Linked DNA regions of Homo sapiens: regions 2 and 3 are each linked to region 1. A link is an interaction called in ENCODE POLR2A ChIA-PET data of the cell type or tissue named here. Cell type or tissue: MCF 10A. All regions are shown on one strand. Each heading gives the region's core, and the rest is flanking DNA. Links, peaks and the distances in the headings are about the cores only. Region 1 overlaps OSMR-DT (OSMR divergent transcript). Region 2 overlaps LIFR-AS1 (LIFR antisense RNA 1). Region 3 overlaps EGFLAM (EGF like, fibronectin type III and laminin G domains).

Region 1 (10,345 bases), core at 2,066-7,065:
TATGCATACATATGTATATTCATATACACGCATATGCATACATATGTATATTCATATACACGCATATGCATACATATGTATATTCATATACACGCATATGCATACATATGTATATTCATATACACGCATATGCATACATATGTATATTCATATACACGCATATGCATACATATATGTATATTCATATACACGCATATGCATACATATATGTATATTCATATACACGCATATGCATACATATATGTATATTCATATACACGCATATGCATACATATATGTATATTCATATACACGCATATGCATACATATATGTGTATTCATATGTACACATGCATACATATATGTGTATTCATATGTACAATGCATGCATATGTGTATTCATATGTACACATGCATGCATATGTGTATATTCATATGTACACATGCATGCATATGTGTATTCACAAGTACACATGCATGCATATGTGTATTCACATGTACACATGTATACATAAGTGTATTCACATGTACACATGTATACATATGTGTATTCATATACATATGTATACATGTGTATATTCATATATACATATGTATACATATATGTGTATATTCATATATACATATGTATACATATGTGTGTATATTCATATATACATATGTATACATATGTGTATATTCATATATACATAGGTATACATATATGTGTATATTCATATATGCATAGGTATACATATGTGTATATTCATATATACATATGTATACATATATACACACATATACATATACATACACACAACTTTTCTTTAACCATTTGTCTATTGATGAACACAGTTTGTTTCTCTATCTTGGCTACTGGGAATAACGCTTCAATGAACATGGCAGTGCAGATATATCTGAGATACTGATTTCATTTCCTTTGGATATATGCACAGAAGTGGGATTGCTAAATCATTCAGTAGTTCTATTTTTAGTTTTTGGAGGAAACTCCATACTGTTTTCCATAATGGTTGTGCCGATTTACAATTGTACCCTTTTCTTCACATCCTCACCAACACTTAATTATTTTTTGATTTTGTGATAATAGCCATCCTAGTAGGTTTGCGGTCTTATCTCATTGTGGTTTTGATTTGCAGTTCCCTGATGACTAGTGATGTTGAGCACCTTTTCATATACCTGTTGGCAATCTGTATGTCTTCTTTGGAAAAATGTCTTTTCAGGTCCTTTGCTCTATTTTTAATCACGTTATGAGTTGCATGAGTTCCTTATGCATTTTGGATATTAAGCCCCTATCAGATATATGGTTTGCTGTGCAGGAATTTTTTAGTTTGATGTAGTGCTACTTATTTGTGTTTGACTTTGTTGCCTGTGCTTTTGGTGTCATACCCCCAAAAATTATTGGCAAGCCCAGTGTCAAAAACTTTTCTTCTCTCTTTTCTTCCAGGATTTTTATAGTATCAGGACTTGTATTTAAGTCTTCAATCCACTTTGAGTTGATTTTTGTATATGGTGTGAAATAAGAGTCCATTTTCATCCTATGGCAAGTAAATATCCAGTTTTCACAACACCGTTTACTGAAGAGACCATCCTTTCCCCAATGTGTGTTCTTGGCACCTTTGTTGAAAATGAATGGACTAAATTCATAACTTGGCCTCTGGGCTCTCTATTCTGTCCCACTGGTCTCTGTGTCTGTTTTTATGGCAGTACCATACTGTTTTGACTACTATAGCTTTGTAATAAAATTACAGATGCCTTACCATTCCATGTCATTTCCTTCTGCTCTGTCCACACCATTTTGAATAATTTATTCCTTAAACTCCTTTCAGATTACCAAAGTATTTCCTAATAATTGGTTGTATGTGCATTAAATATCTCTAGAAGGAAACACAAAAAAACAAGTAATCATTTTCTATGAGCTAGGAAACTGGGTGGGGAAAAAAACTTTTCATTGTATACTTTTACAATTCTTATTTTTGAATAATGTGGATGCATTAGCTATATATGTGCATGCATAATATATATACAAATATACATAAATGTGTATGTAGATATATAAATAAATAAAATGCAGTAATATCTAATATAACTATTTTTCTGTATATTTACTCTAACATGAAAACTTTTTTTTAATTTAACTTTTATTTTACATTCAGAGGTACATGTGCAGGTTTGTTATATAAGTAAACTTGTGCCATGGGGGTTTGTTGTACAGATTATTTCATCACCCAGGTTTAAGCCTAGTACCTATTGGTTATTTTTCCTGATCCTCTCCCTCCTCCCACCTTCCATCCTCCCATAGGCCCCAGTGTATGTTGTTCCCCTCTATGTGTCCATGTGTTCTCATCACTGAGCTCCCACCTGTAAGTGAGAACATGCTGTCTTTTTTTTGGCAGGGGGGAGGGGCAGTGAGACAGAGTCTCGCTCTGTCACCCAGGCTGAAGTGCAGTGGCATGATCTCAGCTCACTGCATCCTCCGCCTCCTGAGCTCAGATGATCTTCCCACCTCAGCCTCCCGAGTAGCTGGGATTACAGGCATGTGCCACCATGCCTGTCTAATTTTTGTGTTTTTAGTAAAGACAGGGTTTCACCATGTTGGCCAAGCTGAGAACATGCGGTCTTTGGTTTTTGGTTCTTGCACTGGTTTGCTAAGAATAATGGTCTCCAGCTCCATCCATGTTCCTACAGAGAACGTGATATCATTCTTTTTTATAGCTGCATGGTATTCCATAACATGAAAACTTTTACTGTGGCACATCTTTAGACTTTTGTACTTTTTATAGGATTACTTCTGTATTTTAGGAGGAGATTTGGAATTCCTCATTAGTATCTACATAATAAAGTATAGTTTTTCTGGGAATAAAACTATTTGAAACTAGACATCTAAAATTAAATCATGAAGTAAAAGTGAACTCAGCTTTAAAAAATAATTGAAAAGTTAAGTTGCCTTTAAAAAGTAATTCCTCATATTACCTAAATTGATACTTAGCTATATTGTGTGAAGATATTTCTAGACCAAGGACATCTTTAACCTGTGAATTAAAGTCTCTATTCATGGCTTTTTTTTTTTTCTTTAACTATGGAGACCTTAGGAGCTAGAGAGATACAATAAAAGGAAGAAGAGTTTTTTTTTTTAATGACATCTGCTTAAAGGAGGAGAAGTCATTAGATCTATTATCTTCCTACATCAACCAACTATAAAGGTAAAATAAACTATTTTTCAGATAAACAAGATCTCAAAAAATTTACTTACCATGCACCCTTTCCAAGGAAAGTACTGATAGATGGGCTCCACCAGAACAAGGAAGTAAACCAAGAAAGAGTGAAACAAGAGATTCAATGCAAGAAAGATGTAAAGGAAGTCTCTAAATTAATGGGAAAGGAGATTCCAAGAAAACAGTAGGCAATCCTAGGTATCGATCATCCAATTAATGTGGTCCAGAAGGTTCTAGAAGAGACATCTTCCAAAAAGTAAAAGTGATAGTGTACTTAATTTGTTTGAATGTATAAAGAGGAGATTTACAGGGGGAGTGTTTGGAAATTAGTGATAAATACATAGAAAACTAAGCAAATGGAAAAACAAGTCAGACATTCACTTTAGGGAAAGAAAATGTAAGGGGAAAAGCAATCATATTCTATTATATTACTGAGCTTTCTTTGTCACTTATGTATTGTCATAATAACATGTTTACTGGGCACTGATTCTAAGTTTACTGGGATGGTGGGTAGATGGGAATTGTTCTCTCTCTCTCTCTCAATCCCTGTATGTGTGTATGTGTAAGAGAGCAATATGTTCAGTTTCCATAGAGGTAAGTTGATGGTAATGCTAAAACAGAAAAATTTTTAAAAAGTAGCAATATAAACATTTTTTCCAGGGATACGCAAATAATATATCAGAGGAGCTGAAACTAATTGCCTCTGGAAAACTGGTAATGAGAGCAAAAAGAAAGGCTGCTCTTTCTCATAAAATCTATAGAGTTATTTGACTCTTGTCATAGGCCGATTCTCTGGAAAGTAGATTCTGAGATGGATCCAAGAGTTTTATTGGGGAGTATTCTTGGCATCAAGGAAGAGACTGGAATGAAGAACAAGGGAGCCTGTTCTTTATAGGTCAGCTCCTTTGGGGAGGTGGCAGGGTGGACGGTGGATCTAAGAGCAAATAGCATATTCATCACATGGAATGTGTTTGTGCTCATGTCATAGAAGTTGGAGAACAGAACCTTCAGCTCTTTTAACTTGGTTTCTTAAAAAATAACATGTTATTGTCATACACATGTCTTAATTCAGTGGTTGTTCTACACTCAAGATGCCTTCCATAGAAACCTGCCTTCCAAAAAAAGGAGGTATGTGGGTAACACAAAAAAGATCTGGGTATTCTTGCATGTCAGAGTTTGGGAAGCACTCTGTTAAATCCATTGTCACTCAGATTTATTTGTCCATAGACCCATTTTCAAATCACATGATGCTATCCTAAGGAATACACTAATAAACTCATTTAATTATTGTTGAGCTTTCTTCAAGAATGCAATCCCCAATGTTGTCATTGTTCTTAGAAGGAAACATAACTGTCTTTAGGAGGAAGATTCCAAGAATTGGTTGGTTGTGGTGAAAACAGAGTCTGCCTATACATGCCTGGGTGAGCATTGAAAAATGGAAACAAAACAAACAAAACACACCTCAGGCAAAAGAGGAGAACCAGGGGAAAGAATAAAAATAGGGGTGAGGAGTGGAGCTGTTTTGAACCAGGTTTGAAAAATGCAGTAAGCATCAAGGGGAGTCATAAGAGCACAAATGGGAAGCCATTTTTTTTGCTTGTTTTTAAATAAAAGTTTAGAGGAGGGGAAGGCTTTCTCCCCAGGAGGCTGGGTGGAGGAAAAGGATCTGATTAAGGAAGAGGTGGGTTGGATTCCAGGAAAGGCAGGCAACTACACTGAGGTTCAGGTGAATGAGATCATTTAGTTTCAACCTAAACTGGCTGTGTCTGGAGCAGCCAGACGTCAGGAGCCTGGGATCTGCCAGGGAATCTGCAAAAACAGGAGCAAACCAGCCTGGGGGGAAAGGAATGGAAAGTGCAGGGCATGACTTAAGTGTTAGGTTTGATCAGTCAAGATCAGTGACTCTCAGTGTGTCTGTGATTGTGTCTGTGATTTTTCCACCTGTGTTTAATCTGTTGTGTAAAACTTCCCCAGGCTGGGCTAGCTTTATTCTCTGAAACGGAGACTGTAATAAATGTCTTCCCCATTGCAGAGGTCTGAGATAAAGAACAGTAAATTAAATTTATTAAGGAGGTAGGAGATACCAATGAAAAGATTGGAGATTAAGGAAATAGAAAACAGATATACTGTAGAAAGTATCAATATAGTAAAAATTTGATACTTTGAAAATATGAAAAAAAAACCTGACAAACTCCTGGCTGGGGGGAGGTTTGGGAAAACAGAGTGGTCTTTTGATTCTAAGATGACCCTCTAGAGAATAAAAAAAAAAATGTGTGCACATCTTTATCTTTGGTCTTATAAGAGTGGGTGAAGGAAGTGAACTGGGTGAACATGAAATTACTTGTAATTGAGTAAGCCTGGGAAAATTTCACTAAGAGAGCTAATGGTGGATGTGAGGATAATCTTTACAGGTTCTAAGCATTTTTCTCTTCTGAAACTGTGTGTGTGTATGTGTGTGTGTGTGTGTGTGTGTGTGTGTGTGTGTGGTCAGAGGAGGGGAGGGGGGGCAGGTGGTTGTTTAAAATATTAAATAGGTACAGCTGGGTGTGGTGGCTCACGCCTGTAATCCTAGCACTTGGGAGGCCGAGGCAGGCAGATCACCTGAGGTCAGGAGTTCAAGACCATCCTGGCTAACATGGTGAAACCCTGTCTCTACTAAAAATACAAAAAATTAGCCAGGCATGATGGCACACGCCTGTTGTCCCAGCTACTCTGGAGGCTGAGGCAGGAGAATGGTGTGAACCCAGGAGGTGGAGCTTGCAGTGAGCCAAGATCGTGCCACTGTACTCCAGCCTGGGTGACAGAGTGAGACTGTCTCAAAAAAAAGAAAAAAATTAAATAGATACTAAAAAACATTAAAATATATATGTAGGGTAACAAAATTATTGTGATAAAAGCCAATAAGTGGTTGCCAGGGCTTAGGGCTGGGAGGAGGGTAGGACTCTCAAGAGGAAGGAAATTGTTTCTTAGTGTTAATGGATCAGCTCTGTATTCTGATTGTGATGGCAATTACAGGAATCTATACATGCAATAAAATGTCAAAGAGCTACATACACACTCTCAAAAATTGTATATGTAAAAACTAGTGAAATCTGAATAAAGCCTGCCATTTAGTTCAATGTCAGTTTCCTGGTGTTGTGAATTGAACTTGTCTTATGCAAGATTATATCATTGGAGGAAGCTGGATGAAGGGCTCATAGGAACTCATTGAACTCAAATTTCTATTTGAAATTTCTATATGAGTATGAAATTATTTCAAAATAAAGAGCTTAAAACACTTGCGGGGGGGGGGGTGTTAAATAATAAGAGTACGACAGGTGTTCATTACCAACCACCCACTTGAAGAGTGCATTACCATTACTTTAGAAAGCTTTAAAGCACTCTTTCCCAACCTCTTCCCTCTCCCTCTCCCATCAGAGACAACTACTAACTAGATTTTTGTATTCATTATCTCTTTGCTTTTCTCTATAGTTTTAACTTCATGTATTTATATCCTCCTAAATGTATTTAGTTTTGTGTGTTTTGAATGCTATGTAAATTGAGTCATTCTGCATATATTCTTCCACCAGTTGCTTTTTAACTTAACATTTCCTTTCTAAATCTCATCTGTGTAGCTTTTTTTTTGAGATGGAGTCTCGCTCTGTTGCCCAGGCTAGAGTGCAGCAGCACAATCTCAGCTCACTGCAACCTCTGCCTCCCGAGTTCAAGCAATTCTCCCTGCCTCAGCCTCCCAAGTAGCTGGGATTACAGGTGCCCACCAGCATTCCTGGCTAATTTTTGTATTTTTAGTAGAGAGGGGGTTTCACCATGTTGGTCAGGCTGGTCTTGAACTCCTGACCTCAGGTGATCTGTTCGCCTTGGCCTCCCAAAGTGCTGGGATTACAGGCATGGGCCACCACACCCAGCCATCTGTAGCTTTTTTATTTCTTCATTGATGTATTCATTGTGAATACACCACAATTTATTCCATTGTTAATCAACATTTGGTCTGTTTTCAGTTTTTTTTTTTCTCCAATTACAAACAGTGCTGGTATAAACATTCTTTTCCATGCCTCCTAGTAAACAGTGCAAGAATTCCTCTAGGGAATATACCTAGGGGTGAAATTTCTGGGTCAGAGAGTTCAGCTACTTTTTGTATTTACTAAATGATGCCAACTTATTTTCCAAAGTGGTGTAACTACTGCTGCACATTCTCAGTCACATCGGGTATTGTCAGGATTCTTACTTCTTGTGTGTGTGGTAAATATAAAATGGCATCTGATCACTGCTGTTCTAATTTCTCCCCAATTTCTAGTAAGATTGAGCATTTTCCATGTATTTGTTGCCATTTCTTTCTCTTCTGTGAAACACACATGTAACATTTCTGCTCATTCATCAGTTGGATTGTTCATTTTTTTCTTACAGGTTTATAGAGTTCTTTGTATATTCTGGGGCTTAATTCTCTATGTTATGAGTACCTTCTCCCAGTTTCTGACACTTATTTTTTTACTTTCATTACAGTGTCTTTTATTTTTATTTTTTATTTTTTGAGATAGGCTCTCACTCTTGCCCAGGCTGGAGTGCAGTAGCACGATTATGGCTCACTGCAGCCTTGACCTACCAGGCTCAAGCGATCCTCACACCTCAGCCTCCCAAGCAGCTGGGACTACAGGTGTGTACTACCATGCCCAGCTGATTTTTAATTTTTTGTAGAGACGGCATCCTACTGTTTCCCAGGTTGGTCATTACAGTGCATTTTAAGGAACGTAAATTCTTAATTTTAATGTGGTTGATCTCATTTTAAGAATCATTCTATTTATAATATACATATTTAGAAAGTCTTTATAAACTAGGAAGCTATAAAATTATCAATGTATATTAATTTTTGATAAGTTTTGTAATTTTGCTTTTCAAATTTAAGTCTTTAGTACACCAGAAATTGGCTTTTTGTGTGATATAAGAGGTCCAATTTTATTTTTTTAACACATGAGTAATATGTTTTCCCCATAACCACATATTGAAATAATTAATATTTCCTCCAAGTGTCTGCAATGCCAGCTCTAGGAAAAAAAAATTTCTATGCATGTGTGTTATGTTTCTGGATTCTATATTCTGTTGCCCTGGTCCATCTATATGATTTATCCCAATACCACACTATCTTAATTGCTATAGCCCTAGAACAATTGTAATATCTGGAGGACAAGATCTCCTGTAGGGTTCTTCTTTTTGAGTGTCATGTCTTTTCTTGGTCCTTGGCTCTTTCATATTCATTTTGGGATTAGTTGCCAGGGTTCCTGAGAAGCTCATGGAAATTTCTATTAGGATTATATTAAATACATAAAGTCATGTGCCTCCAAGTGTATGTGCTTATATACCTGATAACATTTTGCAGCCAAGTAGATCATATGTAGAACATTATAATTCATCAGATCATTGTGGCATATCAGAGGCAGGGGGTTGGTTTGGCATGGAGTTGCATGAAGTTGGTGCTTCTTTCCCAGCTCCAGTACATCAAAATTTAACAACAATATGGAAAGAGAGTTTATGCTCAAATTGCCATGAACAGAGTTTTCACCTACAAAGGGTTGTTCCAAAATCAGAAGATGTCAGGAATTGCTATTACTATTACATGAGTACAGTGAATTGCTGTTGCAATTCCAGTGAAGTTTGTATTTCTGGTGTGCTTTGTACAAAACATTGCAATCAGACCTGAAAGCAAATGCTATAGAATACAGCAGTCAAAAAAGTCTTTGGTCTTTAGTATGGCTATCCATGTCTTCTTATCCATAAAGAATTTGTAATAATTTTTCAGAACAAAGACTCTTGATCCAATTCAGATGAGAATGTGTGATTATACAAATATGGGTGCAGGATGAACATAAAAAATAGGAAGAATGTAGACTACTCTGCTCTCAGATCAAATTAATATTCCTTTTTTTGCAGTTTAATTAGGCATAAATAAAAAGCCACGTGAAGCCTGGAGATACTGGACATAGCAGATTTGTCAAGCCATTTTTCCCACCACCAGTGCCTGAGCACGACCTCATTTGTCTTGGTCAATGAAGCTCAAGGAAGCATTGCACTTTGGCTTCCGCTTTAAGTTTTGTATGTTGATATGTATCCCATGTCTTCTAACAATAAAGTGCTATTTCACTGACATTAATCACTGTCAAAGGCTTTCTGGTAAATTCTTTAGGCACTCGCCTTGCGGGAAAAGGCATCGGTTTGCCATACCCTAAGAAATGGGCTGTTCATAATGTTGTGTTGTAACTTGATTCTTGTGAGGCATTGGTTGAATAGAATAATAGACCAGAGTCAATGACGATACACAGTGGCTAGCCCTTCAAAGATGGCTCCAAAAATTAATTCTTGTTTTTATTTGCCTACAGTGTCAGTTCAATTGACTAATAATATGACTCTTGGTCATATTAATATGATTAAGAAAAGGTACCACTTTTCAAATAGTCTAGGTGTTTAGTCTAGGTGTTTAATCTAAAATTACATAAGAGTTTCTTGCTGTTTGGGGGTATAGGGTAGCCAGGCAGGATCCTTGCACTTAAGAAACTTAAAATGTAATACATGAAAAAGCAAGTGAACAAAAAAAACCTTGATTATCAATTGGTCAACTGCATTAATTGAGCATCCATTTGAGATAGAGCAGTGGTCTTCAAACTTTTTTGAATGCTTTTCTCCTAAAAGAATTTTTTTTATTATTATTATACTTTAAGCTCTAGGGTACATGTGCACCACATGCAGGTTTGTTACATGTGTATACATGTGCCATGTTGGTGTGCTGCACCTCCTAAAAGAATTTTTAAAAGCTGGACACCTGCTCCTATTTCTGCTGCCAATGTGAAGGTATCAAAAAGAAATTGCCATTGGGGGCTGCTACGCAGGCACAATACGCTATGCTAATTAACGAAGACCGCTTCAGGTAGGATCAAAAAACATGGCTGGTTTATTAGGATGCGAGAAAACTCGGGTTTGTTCCTTTAAATTCTAGAATGATTAAATACTAGTTAACATTTAAATTAAGTGCCTGCATGTGCCAGGTCTTATTGTAAGCACCTTATATGGTTTATGTCATTTAAACGTCACAAAAACCCTATGAATTAGCCTCATTTTATAGAGAACTAAGGTTACTGAAGTTGAAGTAATAGGGAAGCGAGCTCGAC
Region 2 (10,345 bases), core at 2,200-7,199, 200 kb after region 1:
GTTCCCAAAGTAGTAGGCAGACTCTAAGATTACCTCCTAGTGATCTTGGCCTCCTAGTATTCATATTATTCTTTAGTTCCTGCCTTTTGAGTGCGGGCTGAATTTATTGACTCAATTCTAATGAAGAAAATACGGCAAAGGTGATGTTATATAACTTGTATTATACAATATATTACAAAAAGACTCTGGTTTCCATCTGGGGGCTTTCTCTCTCATTTTCTTTGAATCCGTTTTTTTGGAGGAAGCTAGATGCCATATTGTGAGGCAGTCGCATGGAGGGGTCCATGTGGTGAAGAACTGAGGCTGCCAACAAGCATGTGGGTGAGCTTTGAAATGGATCTTCTGAGGTCTGCCAGAAGCTACAAAAGTGAGTTTGTAAATGGATCTTGCCCCATTCAAACCTTGAGATACTACATCTCTGGCCAACACCTAGGTTGTAGCCTCATGAGAGACCCAAAGCCAGAGGCACCCAGCAAAGTTATATTCAGATTTCTGACCCACAGAAAGTGTGAAATAATAGGCCAAGTGCAGTGGCTCATCCCTATAATCCCAGCACTTTGGGAGGCCAAGGTGGGTGGATTACCTGAAGTCAGGAGTTCAAGACCAGACTGGCCAACATGGCGAAGCCCCATCTCTGCTAAAAATACAAAAATTAACCAGGCATGGTGGTGTGCATCTGTAATCCCAGCTACTTAGGAGGATGAGGCAGTAGAATTGCTTGAACCCAGAAGGCAGAGGTTGCAGTGAGCTGAGATTTTGCCACTATACTCCAGCCTGGGCAACAAAGCAAGAGACTCTGTCAAAAAAAAAAAAAAAAAAAAAAAAAAAAGAGACATAATACATGTGTATTGTTTTCAGTTGCTACATTTTGGAATAATTCGTTACACAGCAATAAATCACTAATAAAAATATGAAGAAAAATGGCCAGAAAGTTTCCAAATTTCATGAAAACTGTAAACCCACAGATCTAAGAAAATCAATGAACTCCAAGCATAATAATAATAATAATGAAAACCGCATTAAGACACATCATAATCAATTTACTCTAAACCAATGACAAAAAGAAAATCTTAAAAGCAGACAGTGAAAAAAGACACATTAACAAACATAAGAATGTCAGCATATTTCTTGTTAGAAAAAAATGTAAGCAAGAAGACAGTGGAACAACACCTCAAAGTTCTGAAAGATAAAAAATGTCAATAGCAAAATTATTTTTCTAAAATGAAGGTGAAATGAAGATTTTTTTCAGTCATGGAAAAGTGGAAGAATGCATCAACAGCAGATCAAAATTTGACCCAAGAAGCATCAATAAAAGCCGTTCAGGTAGAAGAAAAATAATACCAGCTGGAAATATGCATTAACATAAGGAGATGAAGAAAACTGCAAATGGTTACTACATAGACAAATATGTAAGTTATTTTTAGTGGTTAAATCATTTTGAAAGATAATTGATGATTTAAACAACAACAACAACAACATAACCTAACAGTGTAGTATAAGGTTTGTAACATGCAAAAGTAAAATGTATGACAACAATAGCACGAAGGACGGAAGAGGAGAATTGGACTAATGTAAGATTTCTATACTATTCATGAAGGGGCATTATATCTTTAATGTGGATTAGATAAGTTAAAGATGCAGATTATTAACCCTAAAGTGATTATTAAAATAACAAAGCAAAGAGTTTTGCTAATTGGCCAATGAAGGCAATAAATGCTCATAAAAAATAATCTAAAAGAAGGCAGAACAAGGGGGTGCAGGGGGAGCAAACAAAAAATGGGAAAAATAGAAAACAAATAGTAAGATGAATGATTTAAACTTAACCACATTAGTAATGAAATAAAATATAAATGGTATGAACATCTCAATTAAGAGGCAGAAATTGTCAGACTGTATAAAAAAGTAAGATTCAATGATATGTTGCCTACAAGAAACCCAGTCTAACTAGAAAGACCCAAATTGATTAAAAGTAAAAGAATGGAAAGATATACCATGCTAATACTAATCGAAAGAAAGCTGGACTGGCTATATTAATATCAGACAATGTAGATTTGGAGCAAAGAATATTACCTGGGACAAAGAGGTTTATTTCATAATGATGAAGGGGTCAATTCACCAGGAAGATATAACCATCATAAACTTCTAGGCACCTAATAAGCGAGCTTCAAAACACATGAAGCAAAAATTGCAGAAGTACAAGAAAAAATAGACAATCCCATAAATAGCTAGAGATTTCAGCATCTCTCTCTCAATAATTAATAGAACAAGTAGCCAGACGACTTTAAGAAGACTTTAACACTATTAACCAACCTGACCTAAATGACATTTATATACATTCTGCCTAACAACAGAAGAATACACATTTTTTCAAGTTCATACAGAATATTTACCTAAGTTAAACTACATTCTGGGTCATCAAACAAGTCTCAATAAATTGTACAGTCTATGACCTTAATGAATCAAATTAAAATTAAATATTAATGACAGAACATCTGTTGAAAATTCCCCCAAATTTTTGGATGTGATATAACACACATTTATATGACACATAGGTCAAAAAAGAAATCGAAAGTATTGGGAAGTATTTGGAAGTAAATAAGAATATAAAAAGAGCATACCAAATGTGAGACATATTGCTAAAGCAGTACTTAGAGGAATTTTTATAACACAAAAACACCTGTATTGGAAAAGAAGAAAAGTCTCAAACCCATAATCTCAGCTTTCACTTTGAAAAAAACAGAAAAACAAGAGCAAGTTAATTCACAGTCAGACTAACTTTGAAAAAGAACTGTTGGAGAACTAACTGATTTCCAGACGTATTATAAAGCCACAGTAATCAAGACAATGTAATATTGGTGTAAAAGTAGACAAATAGATCAATGGAACAGACTAGAAAATGAACTGAAGAGATGGAACTCCCATACACTGCTCCTAGGAATGAAAAATGGTACCACTTTGGAAAACAATCTGGCAGTTTCTTAAAGAGATAAACATGCACCTACCAGATAATTCAACAATTCCACCACTACATATTTACCAAAGAGAAGTATAAGCATAGGTCCATACAATAACTTGTACATAAATGCTCATAGCAGCTTTACCTGTCATAGGAAAAAGGTAGAAACAACTCAAATATCCTTCAACCATAGAATGGATAAACAAACTATAGCATATTCATACAATGGAATACTACACAGCAATAAGAAGAAATGACTATTGATAGAGGCAAACATAAATGAATTTCAAAATAATTTGTTGATTGAAAGAAACCAGACAAAATGAGTATGTACTATATTATTTTATTGATTAAAATTATAGAAAATGCAAAGTAGTGATAGAAAGTAGATACACGGATGGGAGTTGGTGGGCAGTGGGAAGGGGCAGAGGAAAGGATTACCAAAGGCACAAGAAAACTCTTGGGTGTAATGCGTAAGTGTTCATTATATTGATTGCAGTGACAGTTTTATGACTATATATCTATATATATATATAGAGAGAGAGACACACACACACACACACACACGTTGCAATTTACCAAATTATATACCTTAAACCAGTAGTTTACTGTATGTCAATTATACCTCAAGATAGCTGTTTAAAAGGAGATCAAATTCAGATGTAGACAAATAGGTCTACATCTTTAAAGAGATAAAATAATATTGTGAACCAAATTAATGCATCTGGATGGCAGGGCAAGTTTAATTCAGATTGTAAATTCTTCTTAGGCATCTTGAAACTGTGGGGAAACTGGGAAGAAGGAAGCCATATCAGGTTTATCACATATGTTACATTTGTGGTGTCTTTGAGATACAACTCTTGCATATTTTAGTACTGCTAGTGTCAGAAGAATCTATCTATGCTAGGAAGACTTCTGACTCTTTGAGTGTGGAAGTTATTAGGGGGAACATTCGTCAGTACATTCCATTTTTAGCTCAATTCTTGGGCTATGAACTGGTGCCAGATACCACATCTGGTTCTTTTAAGAGTTTCATTAGTGTCCCCTATGAGGTGAAGTTAAAACAGAAAAGAATTTTAATGAGATTCAAAATCATATTGGGTTCAGGAGTCTTGGCGTGATATTGAATGTGGCACCACTCCTGGAGGCAGCAAGGGGGGAAGATAAACTACAGGAGATCTGAGGCGCTGAAGAGATCTGAGGATCAGAGCTCCTTGGGTCTCCCTGAGGCCATGGGAGGGGAAATGCTACAAGAAAATAGAACCAACAGGCTGTGCCAGCTGGTTCACAGCAGTCAGGCAGAGGAGAGATACCCATACCCCAATCCCCATAAGCAGGAAATCACATCTCTATGGATAGGGACAGCCCCCATTCTTACTCTGCTGACTGTTCTTTCCCATAGGTAAAAGTCAGTGTAAATGCCTATTACTAAATACTCAGTGCCAGGCTGTGTACTAAACACTTTGACTGTCATAAATTCTTCACGCTGATCTTGTTAGGTAGTATATCAGTTACGGTGGCATTTGGCTGTATGTGGCTTAACTTAATAAGGTTTTTTTTTTTTTTTTTTTTTTTTGCTTTTCTCATATAACAAGGAATAGAGGAATGGGCAGTTCATTATGCCTGCAGCTGCTCAAGGAGCGATGTTTCCCAATCCTACCTGCTCCTTTACCCTTTGTATGTGTCTTCATTCCTCAACGACCGCTCCACCATTGGGTACTGAATCACATCCCAGGTAGAGGGACCCTGAAGAGCAAAAACATGGTCAGTTGAGTCAATCTCCATGGGAATAGCCCCATCCAATGACACCTGCCTATAGTTCATTTGCCAGAACCGGGTAAAACAGACCCCTACTGGAGTCTGGGAAATGAGTGTTTCTAACTGGAAATACCACTGAACTGGACAAAATCATTAGAAAGGAAGGAAAATAGCATAGCTACCGGGTAAGAAACTAGCAGCACCTTCAGATGATATTAACATCCCCATTTTAAAGATAAGAAGACTGATTCAGAGACATTAGCATAATTAGAAAGGAACAGAGATGAGATTTGAAACCAGCCAGCTGGCTCCAGGCTCTGTGCACTTTATCACTAAGCAGGAGTCAGGGGCTCTGAGTGTGATGTCCCTGTTGTGTCACTCTTATCAGTAGTGACATTCCACATAAACAGATATGAGAACAATATTCTGACTTCCTCTTCTGCAAGATTACAAAAAAAATGGTCTTCTAGTGATTTCTTTCCTCTAAGTAAGTCAGCAAATTGACCTTTATTCTATATATATATTTTTTTAATAAATTGATTTAAGATTTACCGGAATAAGCATTGGGCTTTGTTCACATATTGTGCCATTTGCTTAAGAAATGCAGGGTTTTCCTTACTCCTAGAATTAAGAACAAGATTTTAACTATCTCTTGGTCATAGAGGAAATCAAAGCTCATCAAAGTTACTGATCAGGCTGTGATATAACCTAGACCCCTGGTTTAGAACCAGACCTCTGTGTCCACTAAGCATCTCATGCATGCTGTTTCCATACTGATGGGGGGCTGTTTCTTTCTTTTCTTTTTCTTTTTGAGCTCAGTCTTTATTTCTTTTTCTTTTTGAGCTCGGTCTTTATTTCCCCACTCCCCTTCCCAGAGGAGTGCTAAGCAGGAAACAGCAGTCACCAGCCTCCAAGGAGCCTGGCCATTCAAAAGCTGGGAATAATTTGCCAAGGGGATAAAGAGGCTGACCAGGTCCCTCTTACCATAGAAGGACCAACTATAGAGCAATATAATTTGCAGGCTTGCTGTCTACTTTTATATAGAGTGGAATGGGTGAAAGAAAAGATGACAGTTTCCCTCTCCTCCCTTCTCAGGAAAGATACCAGAACCATGATCCTATAAACTCTCTTCTCAATGGGAGCTCTGAGTTTCATGTGCATAGATCAAAGTAGGCACCAAACCCGTTCCGCCAGTTTCAAGGGCCACTGAGTTGGCACAGGTGCATTATGGGCTTAACTCCAGTTCCTTGTCTTGATATAAGATCAGGTCTCCTTAGTGACAATCAATAATGCCAAGTCCACATGTTCTTTAAAAGTCACATATCTGTCATCTCTAGGATCCAGGAGTGTGCAGGTCCTACTGCCACCCTCTTTCCTAAAACATCGCACAGATTAAGAACACCTCTATACTGAAGCTCATTTATGAGCATGTGTGGATATGTCAGTACTTAAATAAATAAATTTACTTTTATATCAAAGGATCCTTAATTATGCTTTATAGATGCATGTAAACAAACAAGCATGAGTGAAAAAGATGACAGTGTCCAAGTGACTCTGAAGACGGTTGGCAAAGTACCAAAATATTCCAATCCCTTATTAGATTTATTTTGCCTCGGTTTCTACCCTGGGTGTCCCAGAGCTCAAATTAGCCAGATAAGTGGCAAATCTCCCTTGACTTGGTATCTACTAGGGAACAACATTAAATTAGCATTTGATTGAGCTTGGTCTTGAATTTCAGGATTTCCTTTCATCTACTGAAGAGGTCATGTGGAAGAGCGCTACAATTTGGGCTGAGGCGACATTTCTCTTCTCTGGTTTGGTTTGTTTGGATATTTTTGGCAGCGAACACTTGCATTTGTTTGCATGTTTATAGAGAGTCCTTTATTTTACCCTGTGTGAACCTGACATTTCACCTTTAATATAAATAAGTTGCAAATAAAGCAGTAGTCATTTAACCCTGAGCCAACCAGAGTAACTAAATATAAAAGCTGAGCATCTAGAAGCTTCCAAATGTGTCTGCTTTTGTTGGAATGACAACCTCCCTGCAGCAGCACAGGGATAAATGGTTCAAAGAAATAGTAAAAGACAATGGTGTTTTTAATTTCCTATTCACTGCCTCAATTGTCGTTCACAACGGCAATCAAACCATGTTGACATCTTGGCTCTGTTAAATGATCTTAATGACAGACGCCCAAATGTTCCTGGTTCTAACCATTACTTGGGCAATGACTTTGGGTCCCTTCCCTCTCTGTCCTCTTCCTCCTCCACTTCAGTGCACACAAACATACTACCTATATGTCTTTGTGCAAATAGCTTAACCTTTTTGAGAGTTCTGCTCATCCATGAAATGTTGATATTTCTCTCCCATAGTTGTTTTGAAAATAACATGAATTGTGAATGTGTTTTTGCACTGTGTCCAGCATATAGTACATGCCCAATAATGTGAGCACCCTTCTAAGATTTTTGCTGTCTTCAGGGCTGACTTCACAGATGTGTGACTCAACAGGGTTTCATGCTTCCCAGGGTCTCACTCATGGCTTTATGCTCTGCTGTCATTACCAAAAATTCTTAACATTTTTTTCAACAATAGGTCCACATTTTTATTTTGTAGTGGACCCTCCAAATTATGCAGCTGTTCTGCCTCTCTTTTTTTACTCTTTCTCCCCTTTTTCAAACTTTTTGGGTCTACCAGATGTTCTCTTGGTTGGCTAGGTCATTCAGCCCGTTGCCCACAAGGTGTTCTGCTGGTCAGAGTGGTGCCCATGGCAAAACTCCATGTTCCTAGCCTTGACCTCGATGTTATCCATGTACTGCCCAGGGTTTCACCATGCTTCTGGTTAAGGTGCATGTGTATTGGTCAAGATGTAGCTTTGAACAATGAAAGCTTTTCTGAAAAGAATATGACTGCCCACTTGACCCAACACAGATATAGTATAGTGATCCCAACAGCAGCCAAAATGCAAACTTAGGGACACCAGGCCATTGGTGGGTTTTGCTTCCATGCTCTATTCCCTAGTTTGCCCCATCAGGAGCAAAACCAGGTTTTGTGAGGCCGGAGCCTATGTAATTTAGAGGCCTTCTTTAGAAGTATAACATTACAAATATACCATTAACTGAAGTTTTAATGTAATGTGTTACCATAGTTTACTTAAAGGAAGGAAAAAGTCCCAGCTTTATTCTAAACAAATCAGCACTGTTATTTGTGATACTTATCAGGTAGGTATCATTCAGTAGGTATCCAATAAATGTTGATTGATTTTATTAAATATCAACTGGAAATTCTGAATACTTTTATCTGATGTGACTGTTTATATCCCCAACTAAATTATATATATATATATATATATATATATTTTTTTTTTTTTTTTTTTTTTTTTTTTCTGAGAGAGTTTCACTCTTGTTGCCCACACTGGAGTGCAATGGTACGATCCCGGCTCACTGCAACCTCCACCTCCTGGGTTCAAGCAGTTCTCCTGCCTCAGCCTCCTGAGTAGCTGGGATTACAGGAGGGCACCACCACGCTGGGCTAATTTTGTATTTTTTTAGTAGAGATGGAGTTTCACCATGTTGGTCAGACTGGTCTCGAACTCCTGACCTCAAGTGATCCGCCCACCTCAGCCTCCCGAAGTGCTGGGATTACAGGCATGAGCCACCGTGCCCGGCCTAAATTATAATTTTTATAGTAAAACCTTAGGGATATAATTGCTAATTCTTTGAATTCTCCATAGCACTACCTTATTTCTTTAGCAGAGTGCTCAGTAAATGTTAATTTATATATATATCATATATATTATATATGTTGTTATATATTATATAAACACATATATGTTAATTTATATATACATAACATATATGTTAATTTTTATATATACATATGTGTGTGTGTATGTTATATATGTGCATATATACCATATTTTACATATAACGTGTTCCTACACTATATGCCAGGACAGAAAACCAGGCATTTCATTTGATTGAGGGTTGTCAAACCAATAATCTGCCTTCCTACTAATTCCTAAACATGGAGGCGATCTTATATATCACCTGGTGATGCCTTTACTTTACTGATGAAGAAGCAGCCCAGCAAAGTTAATTGACTTTATAAAGCAGTTCTATGGCCTGAACCAGAACTCAGGCTTCTCACTTGGGGTCCAGTGATTATTTTGCTACAGAATGCTAAGTGTGTGGCTAAAGAATGGGGGAAAAAAAAGAGAAATTAGATATAGTTTGCTTAAGTTATAGAGAATTTAACAAGATTCTTTAGCATTAAAAGTATTTTTGTTTTATCAGTTTCATCAGTAAGGTAGGGTAATCATTTCAAGGTTAATGCTAGATTAATTTGCCTTGTAAAAACTTCATTGTATTGAAATGGGGAGGAAATGTACAGAATTAGAGTGGTCATATTTCATGCAGACAATGTTTTTTATTTATGATACTATCCCATTATTCTTCATAAGTCATAATTTATCTCGAAGCTTTAATTTAGAATTATTGTATCTTTCTAAAAGAGGAAAGAATCATTTTTTTCTAAGACAAATAAATAGCTAGCATAGAGTGCTTAATTATGAGGATGGCTTTTAATCTAATTTACCCTCTTTTCCTGATTTTGATAAATATTAAAACTTTTTTATTATTAAAAATAAGCTTCAATTCAAGCCATAGAAAGACTCCAGTTAAGAACATCAAATAATCTGAAATAATCTGTATCTGCCCAGATGACCCATGCTGACCACACAGTTAAATGACTTCCCTCCTACTGGAAGATGAGATGTTTTTTAGCACTAAAAAGATCCTGGAAGAATAACTTCATTCAGTTCTTCAGGGGTATCTGTTCTCTTCCCCGCTGCGTGGGTGACCGGTCCAAGGGGTTATTAGCTCTGGCTGCGTGTCAGTATGATCTAGAGAGTGTTTTGTTTTGTTTGAGACACATTTTGACTCTGTTGCCCAGGCTAGAGTGCAGTGGCACAATCTTGGCTCACTGCAACCTCCACCTTCCGGGTTCAAGCAATTCTTGTGCCTCAGCCTTCCAAGTAGCTGGGACTAGAAGAGCATGCCACCATGCCCGGCTAATTTTTGTATTATTAGGAGAGACAGGGTTTCACCATGGTGGCCAGGTTGGTCTCAAACTCCTGGCCTCTAGTGATCCGCCCCACTCAGCCTCCCAAAGGGCAGGGATGACAGGGGTGAGCCACTGTGCCCAGCCCAGAGAGTTTTTAAAAGGTATCACCCAGGCCTCATCACAGGCCAATTCCATTTGAATTCTGAATATCTGTATTTTCAGTATTTTTAAAATGTTAGATGTTATGAATCTAATGTGCAGCCAGTGTTGAGAACCTCTGGCGTAAATGGGTTCTTCTGTTCAGACAGAGCCTGTCTGTCCCAGCCTCTGCCCAGATGAGGGAGGACCCACGCCATAAATGAAAAGGCAGGTTCTACAAAATCCCACTTGTTTTCTCTCCAATCCTAAACTGAGAAGTAGGGAAGAGAACAGAGGGTTCTAGCTGTGTGCCTGGAGGACAGATTGTGTTTTGTTTTCTTCTATCTTTGTTTTTTTGCCAAAGGTACAGAAAGAGAATAAAGGCCTCCACTAACTCCTAGAGCAAGGTTTTCCACCTCAGCACTGTTGACATC
Region 3 (10,345 bases), core at 3,508-8,507, 360 kb after region 1:
TATCTTTCCTGACTGGCCATCCCTGCAAAACACCAAAACAAAAAAGAACAAAAAGCCTGGCATTTTTGGAGTTCATTCAATCATTCATTCATTTCAATACAAATGTATTAAAGGACACACTATGTGCCAGGTACTGTGCTAAATGATGGGGCTGCAGAAATCAAAGCAAAAAGCAAATGTGTGGCCCTCAGGAGCCTGTGGTCTACTGAGGAAGACAAAAAGTCAAACTGTGAATGACAACACAGTGCCAGCACTCCACGGCGAAGACCACAAGGGTGCTGTGGAATTACACCAGAGGAGCAGCGCCTAACTTAGACTAGAGAGAGGACAGTTATTAGAGAGATGGTCAGAAAAAGCTGCTCAGAGGAGATTCTGTCCAAAATGAGTCTTGTAGGCTGGGTAGGTAAGTCAAGTGAAGGAGAAGGCTATGCAAACAGAGAAAGCAACAACAGCAAAGAGAAAGAGCAGGGGTTAGCACAGATGGAACTCACAGAACACTGGGGCTGGGAAAGGTGAAGCCCCAAGCAAACGGTCAACCGCTTGTAAGGAGTTGAGAATTTATCCTGAAGGTGACAGCGGGCCAGGGAAGAAATTTCAGGTGAAGCCCAGGGGAGGAGAGCTTGTGGCGAGGCATGGGAAGCCATGGGGAGCTGGGATTCTAAGTACAATGAGAAGCCAATGAAGCAGTTTTTGTAGGTATAAGATCATTCGATGGGAAGACTGGCTCAGAAGTTTCTGTTTATTTTATTTTATTTTATTTTTTGAGACGGAGTCCCGCTGTCGCCCAGGCTGGAGTGCAGTGGCGCGATCTCGGCTCACTGCAGGCTCCGCCCCCCGGGGTTCACGCCATTCTCCTGCCTCAGCCTCCCGAGTAGCTGGGACTACAGGCGCCCGCCACCTCGCCCGGCTAATTTTTTGTATTTTTTTTAGTAGAGACGGGGTTTCACCACGTTAGCCAGGATGGTCTCGATCTCCTGACCTAGTGATCCGCCCTCCTCGGCCTCCCAAAGTGCTGGGATTACAGGCGTGAGCCACTGCACCCGGCCAGTGGCTCAGAAGTTTCTAAAGGACCCACAGAGCCCTAAAGTGACTCTGACGACAGGAAGAGGGAGGTGTTCATTGGTGGCAAGGGCTTTGTAGTTTTCAAAGCTATTTTTCAAACCTATCCAGCCCCATGAGCCTTGTTCAAGCAAATACATTTGCTTCTATAGCACTAGGGGGTGGACTCACTCAGGCTTCACTTCTTGATAGCAACTCTTCTAGAGATTTACAGAACTTTCTCTTGTTCTGTCCCCATCTTTGAGACCACAAACTTCCCATTTGGGAAGTGCTTTCTTAGAATCCTGTATCTGAATGCTGTGACAGGCAGAACCCGCAACAGCTTGCCTTGCTTGCCCTGCCTTTAAAAAAAAAAATTAATTACTCTAAAATATTCCATTTTTTTCTACTTACTCTAGTTCATAAAGTCTAAGAGTTTTTCATTTTTTATATCTAAAATGAAGATATACCTTATAATCAATGGCATCTTAGATTTGAAAAAATGTGGCATCACCTTCTAGCATAATAACATGCTTCTTTATCATGTTTATTACTTATTGTCTGTTGCTTCCCATTAGAATGCAAGACCATCAAGGCAAGGATGTTAATTTTCTTCAATGAGGTATCTCCTGTGTCTGGAATGATATAAGGCTCATCCCAGATGATGAATGAACAGTGAATCTGTGGAGCTTCAGCATCCTCACCTAAGATGGGAATAGCTATGCCCATCTCCCGAGATTATTGTGGAGATCAGATGTTATGCGTACAAAGCACAGGGCATGATACCTGATACACATCTTGCTCTATAAAGACTGGTAGAGGAGTGTGTTGTTATTGTTATCAATATCATTATCATTTTTATCCATAAAATGAAGATTATAAAACCTAAGTTGCTGTGAATATTGAGACAAAGTATGAAAAGTACCTGGCAACTGGAGATGTTTAATAAACTGGAATTTATTTTCTCTTTTCTGCTGGGATTAATGCCTGCAAGAGCAGGATGCCCCAGAGCAAGACACTGTCCAAAGCAAGGCCCCCTGGGCAATCTCCTTTTCATTGACACTCCTATCTCTAACCCTGGAGCCTGCTACAGAGAATTAAGGTATCTGCTCAATCCTTCTTGCCATAATTGATATCCATGGCCTTGACCCAGTTCCCCCTGAGAACTCTTCCCTTCTAGGCCTGTCTGCTCACAACTCACAGTATCTGCTGGAATCCTCCCATTCATCTAGTTCCTGGGCTCGACTCCTTCTGTTCAGCCCTCATTGCAACCTAAGACCCACCAGCAGAGGTATCCATGATGCCAACAGGAAAAGCCAAGTCTGCTAAGCCATCTGCATGGTGCCCAGCTTGACACTCTGACATGTGAAATTCTTCCTGTAGAACATTCCACTGCCTTATCCCTCCCAAACATCTGAAATCCTAGCTTTGGGTGGGTTTCATCATGGGGTAGGATGGAAAGGGCTTTGAGCTGGGATTCTAATCTTGGCTTTTCCCACAAACAGTTGTATAGTCTAGGGGAAGATCATTTAACATCAGTTTCCTTAGATGTCTAGGAAGTGCCTGGTATCCTCACCAGAGTGTATCTTGATACACATAATCAAACCCCAACAACAACTGGGAAGGCTTAAAAATTATTCCACAATGTGTGAGTATTCTACCAATGATCTCCACCCAAGGAAACTGGGAGAAGGGTGTTGTTCCCTGATGTTCCCAGGGTGGGGATTTGTAGGGATCAAGTGTGGTTAGAGGTAAAGAGCTCAAGCATTTCATATTCCTTTGGATGTCTCTGGCCAAGCCCCTTTAAAGATGGGTAAGAGGCAGAAATGAAGAAGTTAGAAGCCATAGAGTTTGGAGTATTTTGGAGTTAGGCTGGGCTCTGAATTTTTAACTTGTAGTCTAGAAACTATTTGAAATCCAAGCATGTGGATATTCATGATGGGACAACATTTCTTTTTTCAGAAAGTTAGAGTTGAGACTTCATCAAAATCAACCTCTGTCTCAAGGGCTTTCTAGACCATCTGGGAAGCTGAGAGGCACAGATCTGCCTCTGTATCCCCATTTCCTCTAGGGTTTCAAAGGCAGGCCCAACAGCCAGGGTTGGGGGCCCAGCAGCCAGGGGTTGGGGGCCCAGCAGCCAGGGGTTGGGGGCCCAGCAAGTCTCTCCCCATTGCAGCCTATATGGGAGCTGAGTAGGAAAGTAGCCATGGTGGGCGCCATGTTTCCCAGGCCTCACTCATGACTTTACCCACTGGCTTCCCCAGAAAGGGTTATGATAAATTCTCAGGGAACCCCAACCAGACCTTCATTTCAGCTTATCTTCTCCTGGGACCTTCATCTAACTTGCGAGATTGACATTTCTAAGTTTCAGCCTGCTATTTCGTTTCTGAAAATATGTTGTTAGAAATATGGACAAAGGTATTAATAGTAAAACTATTATATAAAGAAGAGCAAAGGAATGATTCATCCAAAGTTAATCAGAAGTCAGGATGGTGATTACCTCTGTGATGGGGGAGATATGTAATTGGGGCTGAGTGAAATACAGTCAGGTTCTAAGGTTTAGGTAATGTGTAAAAAAAAAAAAAGTGGCCAGGTGCAGTGGCTCATGCCTGTAATCCCAACACTTTGGGAGGCCAAGGTGGGAGAATCACTTGAGGCCAGGAGGTTGAGACCAGCCCTGGCAACATAGCAAGGCAGATGGTGCACACCTGTGGTCCCAGCTACTCAAGAGGCTGAAGTGGGAGGACTGCCTGAGCCTGGGAGGTCAAGCGAGGCTGCACTGAGCCATGATGACACCACTGTACTCCAGCCTAGGTGACAGAGCGAGAACCTGTCTCAAAACAAAACAAACAAAAAAAAGCCAGAGGGAGGGGGGAGGATTGCCTGTACAATGAGATTTGAAAGTCTTTTTTTTTTTTTGAGATGGGGTCTCACTCTGTCACCCAGGCTGGAGTGCAATGGCATGATCCTGCTACCTCCACCTCCCAGGCTTAAGCGGTCCTCCCACCTCAGCCTCCCGAGTAGTTAGGATTACAGGCGTGTGCCACCACATCCAGCCAATTTTTGTATTTTTTGTAGAGACAGGGTTTCGCCATGTAACTCAGGCTGGTTTCAAACTCCTGAGCTCAGGTGATCCACCCACCTCGGCCTCCCCAAGTGCTGGTATTCCAGGTGTCAGCCACCATGCCCGGCCCAAACATTCTTTAAAGTCCACATACACTGAACTCTCAAGGTTCTTCCAGATCAGCCATCAAAAGGTTTCTTCTCCAGAAGGTTACTGCTTAATGAAGGTTTGGGGGTTCAGTTTCCCTGGCCTGATAGTGTCAATGTAGGGCACAGCGGGAATTGGTAGAAAATTCCCTGAATGCCCTGGATCAGGGGTAACTAGGATGCCAGGCAAAGTTGGGGAACAGGACAGTGGGACTACAAGGGAACTGGACACCACATCCCACCACTGCTCAGCTCTGGCTCTGCCTCATGCTGCGGGAGGGACTCACCTAACGGCCTTAACTCGGTGCCACCGACCATCGTTGAAGGAGCCATTCACCATGATGGATGCCACACCACTGCCCAGGTTATAGCTAAGGCATTGGAGAAGAAGAAGACAGAGAACAGAATAAAACACTGAGGCATAAGCAGACACGGTTCACAGACGATTCTCAGGGCAAAAGTTCTTTGCAACTCAGAGTGCAGTTTCCTTAACAAAAAACAAGAGTGTTATAAAAGTTGTTGGGTTTCTAGGCTGGTTCATGAAATTAAAAATTATTAAACTTTTAAATTATGGTAAAATATATGTAACATAACCATGGCCATCGTAACCATTTTTAAGCATACAGTGCCGCAGCATTAAGTACATATTCATATTGTTGGGCTGGCAATTTCCAAAACTCATCTTACAAAACAAAAGCATTGCATTAAATAATAACCCCTCATTCTTCCCTCCCCCCAGCCCCTGACAACCAGCCTTCTACCTTCTGACTCTGTGGATTTGATTCTTCTACATACCTCATATGAGTGGCATCATAGAGTATTTGTCTTTTTTGTGACTGTGACTGGCTTACTTCACTTAGCATAATGTTATCAAGATTGTTTTTTAATGCCCTCATGTAAGGCAACATCAGTACTAAAGTATCAGGAATAACAAGAAGGGCTTTATCATGTGTAATGTTTTATACTATGTTACGATGATGGTCTGCCCCCTCCCTCCACCCGCCAAATTCATGTCTACCCAGAGCCTCAGAATGTTACTTATTTGAAAATAGGGTCTTTGCAGATTCATTAGTTAAAATGAAGTCATACTGGATTAGGGCAGCCATGGATCCAATATAACTGGTATCTTTATGAGAAGAGATTTGGACATGGAGCCAGAGACACACAGAGACAGGGAAAGCCATGGGAAACTGGAGGCAGGGACTGGAATGGGGCATCTCCAAGCCAAGGAATGCCAAGGGCTGCCAGCCACCACCAGAACCTGGGGGACAGGCATGGAGCCGATTCTCCCTGAGACCCTCCAGAAGAAGCCAACCCTTGCACTGCATGGTGGATTTCTAGCCTTCAGAACTGTGAGAGAGCCCACTTCTATTGTTTTAAGCCACCTAATTTGTGGTCATGTATTATCAGAGCCCTAAGAAATGAATGCATCTGTTTTCACTTTTTAAAAAAAAATGAACATTGCAGAGTAGGGTGAGCCCCAGAGAGATTAAGGGAATTTGCCTAAAATCACAAACCTAATGTAGAACTTGAACTTGGTGTATCCTCTGCCCTTATCCATTTAACTCTGCTATCAGGTTTCTCTAGTGGCTTCCTATTTTCTATTTCAGTTCCCAGATACCCCGATACCATAAGGGTTTCAGAAAACATGAACATGTTGTTACCAGAGAGAAATATCCCCCTTAATCCAGTGTTCATTCAATTATTCTAATTAAATTTAATTCGACAAATATTTAGTGAGTGACTACTCTAGCCCGGGCACTGGGCCAACTGCCCAGACTTTCCCTGGATAATACAATAAAGCCTAGGCCATCAAGCTTTTGAAGGGAAGTATGTTCCACCTGGGATGACTCCCTCCTCATTTTGTAAGAGGACATATCTCTCCTTCACCTCATTGCCCAAGAGAGAGGGATGTCGAGAGAAAATCTGGATGAGTTAACAAGCACTGGCATGTACTCATTCTGAGAAAACAGCAAGAATAGAAAGTGCTTGGCTTTCTCCAGAGAAAGCACCATAGATCATTCCTTTAATAATGGAGGCTCGAAGAACTCACACAGCCCATTGACATTTAACCAAGAATAGGACTTGGGGTGACTTGACAAACCCTGGGACAAAGCTGCCACTCTGACCCTGAAAAGTCCACTGTTTTCTAATGAGTTTTCCCACATCAAGTACCTCCTTGTATAAAGCAGCCTGGTGGCGGAATTTTGAGATTTCATGATTTGGTGGCTAAATACTTCTTGAATGAATAGGAAGTAGGGCGAGTTGCTGGTGGGCAGAAACTTAGCTGAATTACTATCTATGGCCGTTCTGAGAGGCAGCGTGGGGTGATAGAAAGAGCACGGACACTCAGATTCAACGGACCTGCCTTGATCCCCAGACTCGCTAGTTAACAGCTCTGTGACCTTGGGCAACTTGCTTCATATTCTCATCTGTCAAACGGGGATAATAATCCCTTCCCTGAAGAATCCTAGGGAATGCTAAGTAACATGACATATGTAGGAAGCACTGCACATCGTAGGAGCCAAATGAAAAATCCCACCACTCCCAACAGAGGCAGCACTTAGTGCAGCTTGGATACGGGGTTGACAATGCACCCCAAGGGACTGGTAGGAAGGAGAAAGTTGCCACCAAGGCTTGAATATGTCACACCTCTTCTGAAGACTAGCCATGTGTGAAAGTAAGCCAACAAGCTGTCAATATATAACCAAAGCAGTCCGGAACACCCAGATCTCAGAATCAAGGTGATCTGGCTGTGTACGTGAAGGGAGGCTGGATTGGAACATGATTGTGGTGCAGTGAATGAAAACCTTTTCAGTTGTCTAAGAGCCCATCTAGACAAAGGGTGCCCTTCCTTCTGTTCTGCAGCCCGACAACTCTCCTGTTCAGGCCAAGAGCTAGAATGTGCTCTAGGGAGTCAACCGTGAACCTGGCAGACAGGAATCCAGCCATCACTGTGGGAGGGGGCAACTCAGTTGGCTTCTCCATGGCCCGATTCCCCAACCCTTCAATTCCATCTGATTTCAGACCCTCCAAAGAACCTCCCGCTTCCTCTGACGTGCTGATACTCACCCTGGAAAAGCTCCCTCGTGTATATAATCATAAATGACCAAGAAGAGTGGTTACCTTCACTGGGAGAAGAATGAGGGAGCATTTTTGGGTGGTGGACATGTTCTATATCTTGTTCTGGGTGACAGTGATTCAGTGTTTACATATTCTAAATGTATCAAGCTCTACACTGAACAGGTGTGCATGGCATGGAAGGTATGCCTCAGTATAAAAATGTAGAAACAAACAGATATAAGAATGTATGTCTAACTTCTCTACCCACGTCTTGGGAACCTGGTTGCCATGATGGGTTATTCTGAGCCACTCAGCTTGGTGTGCACTAGAGGCTGTGAGCCAGAGCACCAAGGTGGGCCACCCGGAAATACCTTCAGGTGAGGCCTTTTGGAAACCACTCGGCCACCTTCCTGCTTTCCTGTGGTGGCACTTTTAATCATGCCCCCTTTAAATTGTAGCACAAGGCACTTTGCTAATGTCAAGTCTCTTCCCCCTCTTCGTTGCATGAAGATGTGATGAGGTGAAACTAAGCGGGCAGTGTTCACTGTGAACAGTCAAGCAATGTTCACAAACCCCACCGGTGGTAGGTTTTATGCCCCACATACAATCACAAAACAAAATGAAACAAAACAAAAACAAAACAGAAAACAGAAAAACACACTCATTTTCACTGAGCACTTTGATTTCCTTATTTTTTCTGCTAAATCTTGCACCAAAACTATAAATATATATACATATATACATTTTTAGAATCCCATTGTTTTTCCCTATTCTCTGGCAGAAAGCCTTTGAGCACTAAATTAGCCAAAGAACCAGCTTTTAGGTAAAGAAAGTCATGAAAGTTGGGACTATATTTTATTATCTTAGGGTTCCTCTTCCATCTGCTTTGAGCCTGGATCAAACACTGAAACCTCAAGAACGATTTGTCTGCTCTGTAGAACAATTCACTCTCCAGACTGCACAGATCTGTGCCCCTTGGGCGCAGGGCCCGTGACTTATTAAAAATAACAATAACAATAATAAAAATAAGAACTACATTTTAATAATAACTACGTGTTCTCTCTCTGAGGTAAAGGCTTCTAAGACTCAGAAAATGCTTGAGCAAGGATCATAATTTTTCTTATCATTATCATTAATTAGCTACACCTGACCCCACACTGAACCCCTTACATGAATTCATTCATTTAATCTTTACAGCGAACCCTGTCGTTTTGCAAGGAGGGGACAGAGGCTGAGATTTAGGTAACTCATGAGCCCACGTGGGGGATCAGGCATGTGTGATTCCAAAGCCACTTCAGACCCTGTTTCTCAGGGCATGGGTCCCGGAAACACCCGGGTGCTTGTTTCTAATCAGACCCGGTGCCCACCACACCGCTGACATCTTCAAACCACTGGCCTACACTGGAATTCCTCTCTGTCCCCAGCCCGCCGGTACGCTTCCCTACATCAGCATCGGGGACATTGATGTGGTGGGATAACAGCCCAGATGGAGGAAGAACAGAGTGGCAGCAATGGGGCGGCTCCAGGACCAGAGCAGGCACAGAAGTCGACCTCGGCCTGGGTTCAGCAGTGTGTCTTACACAGATCACAATCAGAACTCCAGGATTGGAAGAAAAACAGAGGGCCAATTTTCAGAATCCTGAGAAAGAAATGGTAACAAGAAGTATGTTCAGGATAAAGCAGAGCTCTTTGAAGGATCCTAAGCAGGTGGGAGAGGGGAGGGGGCTCTCCAGGGCTGGGCATGGGAGCTGGTGGGAGCTGTTTCCCTACTGGAGTAGAATGGGTGGTGAATAGATTCAGCTGGCAGTTTAGGGGGAAGTTGGACCATCCCACCCACAGCTGAGCTTCTGTTTCGGTTCTCTTTTCTGGGCACAATCAAGTACTTGAGGCCTTGATGAGGTTAACCACAGGAAAACCATAAGAAAATGGCTTCAAGGCAGCCAGCCTGAAATAGGGTGTGAAGAGCTCCGTGTTCAACCTCTGGGCTAGCAATGGGTGGGAGGCTACGGAGGACAGGAAGGCAGAGATGGTGAGAAGCTGCCTCTCACCTGCCAGCATCCAGCCTCAACTACATATGAGTCTCCAAAGTCCCCAACAATCATAAGATGGAGTCACTTAGCATGCTCTGCTATTTAGGGAATAGCATAACATTGGACAAGTGACATTTCCTCTCAAAATGCCTTTTATTCAAACAGAAAGATTTCTGTTATCCTACTTGGGCTGTCAGTAATCTTAGCACAGGACCAACAGAAGCCCCAGAATTAAGTCTTCAGCTTCTCCACTGTTTAGTGATCCCTGCTTTGTCTATTTCAATTCAATTACTTTCATATCATTTAGCAAACACTTGAGCTAGTCATCAGAGGGTGAATTAAGAAGTAGAAGTCCAAGAAATGAGTTCCCCCATGGAACTCAAAGCTTTGAGGGTATCAGAATCGTCTGGGGAAGCGGTTACCACACGGATTGCTGGACCCCACCCCTAGAGTGTTTCTGGTTCAGTAGATCAGGTTGGGGCCTGAGAACGTGGATTTCTAACAAGTTCCCAGGTGATGCTGGGGCTGCTGGTCTGGGGACCACACTTGGAAAGCCACTGTCTAGATGAGCGATGTCTAACCTCATGTGAGGATGTGCCATGACAATCTCTAGAGAAGTGTTTTGATATTACACGAGACAGGCCCTGCCCCTTGGAAGCTCAGCTTTCACCCAATCTGGTAAGAAGAGTGGGGAGAACTCATTCAGGTAATTCTTTAACCACTTCATAGCTATGCATTTGACAAATTTGGAAACAGTCTAAATTCACTTAAAAGAGGGAAGAACTTCTGGCACTGCGTTATCGGTAACACCCAAGAAGTATTTACAAAACTCTCATGTTGGGTGGATCTATTGAGACATGAATCTGTGCTTTGTTCCTCTGGCAGCAGGAGACTTGAAAGCAGGGATTCTCCTTCCCACAGCTACACAGCTAACAGGGAGCAGAGTCAGAATTTAAAGTCAGGGCTCCTGGAGCTTAGGGTTTTAGACCTCCCTGAGCTGCTGA

What was found. Peaks named below come from ENCODE experiments on the same cell type or tissue, not always from the same donor. Only the 100,000 strongest peaks of a DNase experiment are listed, where the experiment ranks them.
Region 2: POLR2A ChIA-PET joins it to region 1 with 5 read pairs; 4 of 35 experiments call an interaction of 5 or more read pairs at or near these places.
Region 3: POLR2A ChIA-PET joins it to region 1 with 5 read pairs; 14 of 35 experiments call an interaction of 5 or more read pairs at or near these places.

Annotation. Positions count from the first base shown.
Region 1 is chr5:38,811,093-38,821,437 of GRCh38, reverse strand. The region is part of intron 1 of OSMR-DT (OSMR divergent transcript); the gene reads left to right. Among named protein-coding and RNA genes, the nearest start is that of OSMR-DT, 30 kb to the left of the region's middle. In MCF 10A, for the core only: no CTCF peak of the experiment used is centred there; a DNase peak (open chromatin) is centred at 4,957.
Region 2 is chr5:38,609,931-38,620,275 of GRCh38, reverse strand. All of the region lies in intron 2 of LIFR-AS1 (LIFR antisense RNA 1), which reads right to left. Among named protein-coding and RNA genes, the nearest start is that of MIR3650, 58 kb to the right of the region's middle. In MCF 10A, for the core only: no CTCF peak of the experiment used is centred there; no DNase peak of the experiment used is centred there.
Region 3 is chr5:38,452,585-38,462,929 of GRCh38, reverse strand. EGFLAM (EGF like, fibronectin type III and laminin G domains) reads right to left here. Exons shown (of 22, transcript NM_152403.4): 20 at 4,536-4,619; 21 at 1-22. The region is part of intron 1 of EGFLAM-AS5 (EGFLAM antisense RNA 5); the gene reads left to right. Among named protein-coding and RNA genes, the nearest start is that of EGFLAM-AS5, 11 kb to the left of the region's middle. In MCF 10A, for the core only: no CTCF peak of the experiment used is centred there; a DNase peak (open chromatin) is centred at 6,149.